2 separate regions of the Homo sapiens genome follow, and region 1 is linked to region 2. The links are chromatin contacts, found by Hi-C or POLR2A ChIA-PET in ENCODE. All regions are on one chromosome and are shown on one strand. The core of a region is the stretch at or near the end of the contact, and the rest is flanking DNA. Distances in the headings are between cores, read along the strand shown.

What was found. Hi-C counts contacts between places; a loop is a spot of excess contacts on that map. ChIA-PET counts read pairs that join two places held with the same protein, here RNA polymerase II (POLR2A).
Region 1: a map of IMR-90 shows a loop between it and region 2 (4-fold over the local background). The contact joins two enhancer-like sites. A Hi-C loop is called at or near these places in 2 of 168 maps with a recorded cell type or tissue (IMR-90 and chondrocyte). POLR2A ChIA-PET finds 5 or more read pairs at or near these places in 1 of 52 experiments (AG04450).

The regions. Positions count from the first base shown.
Region 1 is chr15:33,134,224-33,137,236 of GRCh38, reverse strand. All of the region lies in intron 4 of FMN1 (formin 1), which reads left to right. Among named protein-coding and RNA genes, the nearest start is that of FMN1, 59 kb to the left of the region's middle. Within about 2 kb of position 1,700, at least 4 of the 41 ENCODE cell types and tissues checked have a DNase peak (open chromatin) inside an H3K27ac peak, as active enhancers do.
Region 2 is chr15:32,860,390-32,863,176 of GRCh38, reverse strand. All of the region lies in intron 16 of FMN1 (formin 1), which reads left to right. Among named protein-coding and RNA genes, the nearest start is that of GREM1-AS1, 140 kb to the right of the region's middle. Within about 2 kb of position 1,301, at least 13 of the 41 ENCODE cell types and tissues checked have a DNase peak (open chromatin) inside an H3K27ac peak, as active enhancers do.

The sequences.
Region 1 (3,013 bases), core at 451-2,950, 270 kb before region 2:
AAGAACCACCAATTTCAGTGACATCTGTGGGTACACACTTCATTGCTTACCCAGAACTTTTACATACATTGTTATCAGATTCTCTTAAAAATCCCTGTTTGGGGAGGGTATGTTTTTCTGTCTTTTTTTTTTTTTTTTTTTTTTTTTTTGAGACGGGGTCTTGCTCTGTCGCCCAGGCTGGAGTGCAGTGTTGTGATTTTGGCTCACTGCAACCTCTGCCTCCCGGGTTCAAGCGATTCTTCTGCTTCAGCCTCCCAGGTAGCTGGGACTACAGGCTCCCGCCACCACGCCTGGCTAACTTTTGTATTTTTAGTAGAGACAGGGTTTCACCATGTTGGCCAGGCTGGTTTCGAACTCCTGATCTCAGGTGATCTGCCTGCGTTGGCCTCCCAAAGTGCTGGGATTACAGGCGTGAGCCACCATGCCTGGCATGTTTCTGTCTACTTTAAAAAATTATTTATTTGGTTATGTTCTACCTCATTCCAGAAATCATTTAAGGGACTTGCATTCAATATAGCAGATAAAAATACCTTTAAAACAGGTGATAGAAATTAAAGAGAAAACATTGTTTTTAGGGTTATATTGACCAGCACAAATTTATCTTGACTGATGACACATTTCAGAGCCAAACCCTGTAGAGCCATTACCACGATCCTTGCTTCTGTTTTTAGGAGGAAATAACTAAAACATGGTTCATCAAAAAAAACCACTTGCTTAGACATTTTCACCCTGAAATCTGTTATAAAATTAGGAAGTGGGAGTTTAAGAACTATTCCATAGTCCTATTTGAAGCTCTTCCCAAACACGTCTGTCTCTGTGTTTATGGTTATACGTCTTTCTTGTCTACGTGGGTAGACTGTATATATGCATAAAAATGTGTGTTTTTCATATTCTCCCATGAAATTTAAACCTCTCCAAGACATATACTTTTGTGCAATTTTTAACAGTCCTGTCCCTGAAGCAGATAATGACATCTCTCTTTGAGTGAGGATGGAGCTAAGACTCAGAGAGGGTACCTTGCTAAGTAAACAGCAGAGGGACAACATTGATGTTAAATCCTGTGTCCTCCCTTTGTACCACATTGTGATGTCATGGGGATAATTTCAGTGGCCATGAAGCCATCTGCTCTGAACTTAAGTAGTGAACACAGCTCCATCATTCTGATTATTTATATTTATATCTACAAAAGCATTCAAAACATTTTTTATTCAACAAATATTTATTGAATCCCTATCATATATTCATCATTGTTCTAAGTATAGTAGACAGAGCAGTAGGCAAAACAGAAAAAAGCAAAGCTAATTCCTGTCCTCATGGAGCTCACACTCATTCTAGAAGGGTGAAGACCAAAACATAATCAGCCAATTGTATACTCTATGTACAGCAGGGCATGTGGGTGATGGGAAAAGACATTCCATGGTTTTTTTGGTTCATAGAATAGAACAGTTAGTATTGGTACGCAATGCACGATAAGAATTCTATCCAGTGTTAAGTAGTATATTTTAAGAACATTGCATAACCTTGGGGAAGTAACCTAACTGATTCCACTAGCATTCCAACAGAGAGAGTCCCATCTTACACAGTCCTTGCCAGCCAAGCTCTCGGTTTCTCCAGCTTCACTAACCTCTGGCACGAGGCCTCCTTGTTCCTGAGGGAACTGCTTTTCTCATATTTCAGAAGGACAGTGCATACTTGTGTCAAGCTGAAAGGGATCTTTCCTACTTGATGCCAGCGAGAAGCAGTGCCAGGGAAGACAGACTGACAGAGCAGACATTCTCCTCCCTAACTGGGTTATTCTGTGCTGTGCTGTGCAGTGGCTTATCTTATTTTGAGATCTTCCTGCTGTTGTCCAGTTTGTACCAACATTGCAAAATCAATATTCTCTTTATTTCTAAGGGCACATTTTTACAAAACAGGACTTCAGAAAAAGGGTGAGATGATAAAGACTCTCAAAAGGTTACACTGGCCTTTTGAAAAAATAATTTATGTAGAGAACCTTCTAGCGCAAGATCCTCAAATAGTTGTATATTTAACATCTAAAGTGCAAGTCAAACATTTTGTGTGAATTTTGACACTTAAAAAACATTCCTTGGGAGACCAAAAAAAGCGGGGCTTTGGAAGATAATATGAAGGGAGAAACTCAAAAAGCAAAATATTTCCCATGTATAGGCTACCTTTATTTTAGCTGTGAAACATTGTAACTCAAAATGTTTTCCTACTTATTTATTTATTTTTGAGACGGAGTCTCACTCTGTCACCCAGGCTGGAGTGCAGTGGCACGATCTTGGCTCACTGCAACCTCCACCTTCCAGGTTCAAGCGATTCTCCTGCTTCAGCCTCTTGAGTAGCTGGGATTACAGGCATAAGCCACCACGCCTGGCTAAATTTTGTACTTTTAGTAGAGATGGGGTTTTGCCATGTTCGCCAGGCTGGTCTTGAACATCTGACCTCAGGTAATCTGCCCACCTTGGCCTCCCAAAGTGCTGGGATTATAGGCGTGAGCCACCGCACCTGGCCTTCCATTTTTAAATTTTTCAGAAAAAGTGAGATAGCTGAATGTCAGAGAGCTTAAGCAACTTGTAGGATCATAGTTCTTTTCTTTCTTCTCCTTTCGGTGCTCTCCACTTGACTTTGTGGCCCACAGCCCAAACGTTGGTTGTGAGGCTACCCCAATCGACTACTGTTTCCCCTAATGTCTAGCGGATCTAGAACTCCCATAGTGCAGCAGCCAGGTGCAAGGTGAGGTGATGAGGCAGCTAGAGAACTTGTTTTGAAACTGCATTTACATGCCAAACACACACTTTTTATTTAGATGGTTGTTCACTGGGTAATTTGGGGTGAGGTGAGGTGGAACTGTTACCTCAGCATCCTCCCCCACAACTGCCTCCTGAGACATCCCTGGGCCATCCAGTGGCATCCTTGCCACAGTTTTGTCTCTTTATTTAATTGTTATGTTATTTTCTATAATCCCACTTAAAATTGTAAATTGGCTGGGTGTAGTGGCTCACACTTG
Region 2 (2,787 bases), core at 52-2,551:
CCACCGCGCCTAGCCGAACTGATGTATTTATTGAATGGATTCCTGTATGATAAACTCCTTAACCAAGCATTCTAGGCTTTTGATCTCTGGCTTCACTTTATGTCTCTCATCTAAGCCCCATTGATATAATACAAGAATTTGCTTTAGTAAAAAAATTCCATATGTTGCTGCAGCCATTTTCTATGGCGGTCCTTTGAGCAGGGAGCTTGTGAACAGGACATGGATCTTGTAAAAGTGAGGAAGAGGCAGAACTGGCGCAGGACTGTGGAAGGGTGGGGTAAGACTTAGGTAACCAGACAGGGAAGAAGAGAGAACTCTGGAAAAGCAGATAGCCTGATAAACCTTTCCTTTCCTCTAAAACTGTATTCTGACTTAACTAAGCCCACAGGTCCTTCAGCTCATACAAAAAGAAACAAGTTTCATATCTTCATACCAATTGCCCACATACATTTGATTTACAAAGCAATTAAACGTATTTGATTTTGATGAATTATATCTGGGTCTTACTGCTACATTTTTCTAACCTGCCTAGGCTTTTTAAGTGGCTTAATAAGCTTTATTCCCTTGTTCTTAGGGGTGAAAAACAAAAAACAGATAATTCTGACCTTAACAGCCTAATATCTGAAATATTAAAATAGTCTAGGCCATATCTTTCCTTTCACTAAAATACTCCACCAGTGTTTAACCTGTAAGTGAAAATATTCTCCATGTAGTCTCAGTTATTTCACTATGTATTGGTTTTTAATATTTCATCTCTGTCTCACAGTGATCACTTAGTAGTAACTAACTTCGGAAATTAATATATTTTTAATTGCCAAAAAATTGTGTAAAGAGAAAAATAACAGAAAGAGAACCTGGGGTGACTTTGGCTTTTAACTGGAGCTCCTGGCACAGCCCACGCCTGAGGCAACCTTGGTGGTCTAGCAATATCGTATGCGAGTCTTCCGGTTGAACAGTGAAGGACATTTGTGGATCTGTCCATGACCTCTCTCCTTTATGCACTGCCAGTCTCCGGTGTCATCATTAATTAGCCTTCAGGTCTCCCATTTGTCTGCTAGAAAGCATCTCGGATAAGCCAAGTCAATAAATTGGAGCAGGCAAGCTGCCTGGCCTCCGGGGCGCGTGGCTCTGTGGGGACCGTCGGAGGGCAGCCCTCTCCTTTGATCATGTGGGGAAGTTTAATTCTTACAGGCCACGTGGGAATCCCAGCCCGTGGGGCTGCAGAGAGGGCCTTGGAGCACAGCAGTGGAGCTGCTCTCGTTTGTACTGGTTTCAGTTTCTAATTTCAAAACCGCGAAGCTCAGAGGCCTAGGGGAATTGTTTCCCATTTTGCTTCGTCTTTCCCCAAGACTTCGCCTGCATTCTTCAGTGAATTCTCACAATGGGTGGTGGAACTTCAGCACGGGAATGAAAATCATTATCCCTATGTTCTAAACAGGAGATTTGCACCGTGGCATATTTCCGTAAATACAGTGCCCAGCATCTGTAGCAAATAATCCCCAGCCATGACTCTCTTGCTGTTCTGACCTTGACATGTTTCCCAACCAATTTTAGTCAAACATAAAAATAACAAATAATATTTATGAGCCTGCTTGTGAGTGCCAGGCATTCTGCAAATCACTATGTATGTATTATCTTAAATATCATATCATGCCTGTGTTGCGGGAGGTCCCCATTTTGCAGATGAGAAAAACAAGCCACAGCCCACCTGAGTCCTAGTGGGTCTCAATCCAAGCACAAGCTCTTTACCACCCCCATGATATGGCCTCATAAAATTGGAGCAATTTGATGGGCACCGCATGGGCTCTGTCACCACATCTAGCACAAAGGGAGAGCTGCAGCGATCAACCCTGTGAATTCAGGCAAAAGAGAAAGTATTGCTTTTGTAATTGGGGAAACAAGCTCTGCCTTCAGCTTTGCTTTCACCAGGGAGAAGTAACCTTGAAGGAGTTATTGTCAGGCGTTCGATTATATCCTATTAGTAAATTGCAGGCATGTTTTATACTACGTTCATGAAAAACAATTCTATATAAATGAAATTGTTGGAATTTGAATATAGTAGAGGGTTAATTAAATAATTTAAGGAACTCCTCCCAATTTATATTGTGGGAAATCCTAGCTTTTCTTTAACTGTATTCTCAGAATCATAGCTGGAAATAATCAGGAAAGTTTATGTGGCCACAAATGTTCATTGAGAAATGCTGATTCCTTAAAACAGATGTCTTTCCTGCTTCCCTGCCTACCTTGAGAACTACCCAATCAGGATAATCATCTTTGTTACCTTTGTTACCTTGCTTATGACTCATGGGATGAGGTGGTGGACATTTCTGGGGGTCTTTAAAATACACTCAAACCTTAGATCATCTTGGGACACCTCACCATGTTTGAGGAGTACAGAGACACAGAGACGGTGACCCCTTGGTGCAGGGGAAGGGCAAGCAAGTCACATTGCATCTCTGGAAAGCCCACTTGGAGTCTGGGTCAACATTGCTAATATGTATGTATATATATTTTTTAGACAGGAGACAGGGTCTCACCCTGTGAGACTAGGCTGGAGTGCAGAGGTGTGGTCATGGCTTATTGCAGTGTCGACCTCCCTGGGTTCAGGTGATCCTCTCACCTCTGCCTTCTGAATACCTGGGACCACAGGTGCACACCCCCATGCCCAGCCAGTATTTGTATTTTTTGTAGAAACAGGGTTTCACCACTTTGGCCAAGCTTGTCTCAAATTCCTGGGCTCAAGTGATCCACCTGCCTTGGCCTCCCAAAGTGCTGGTATTAGAGGCA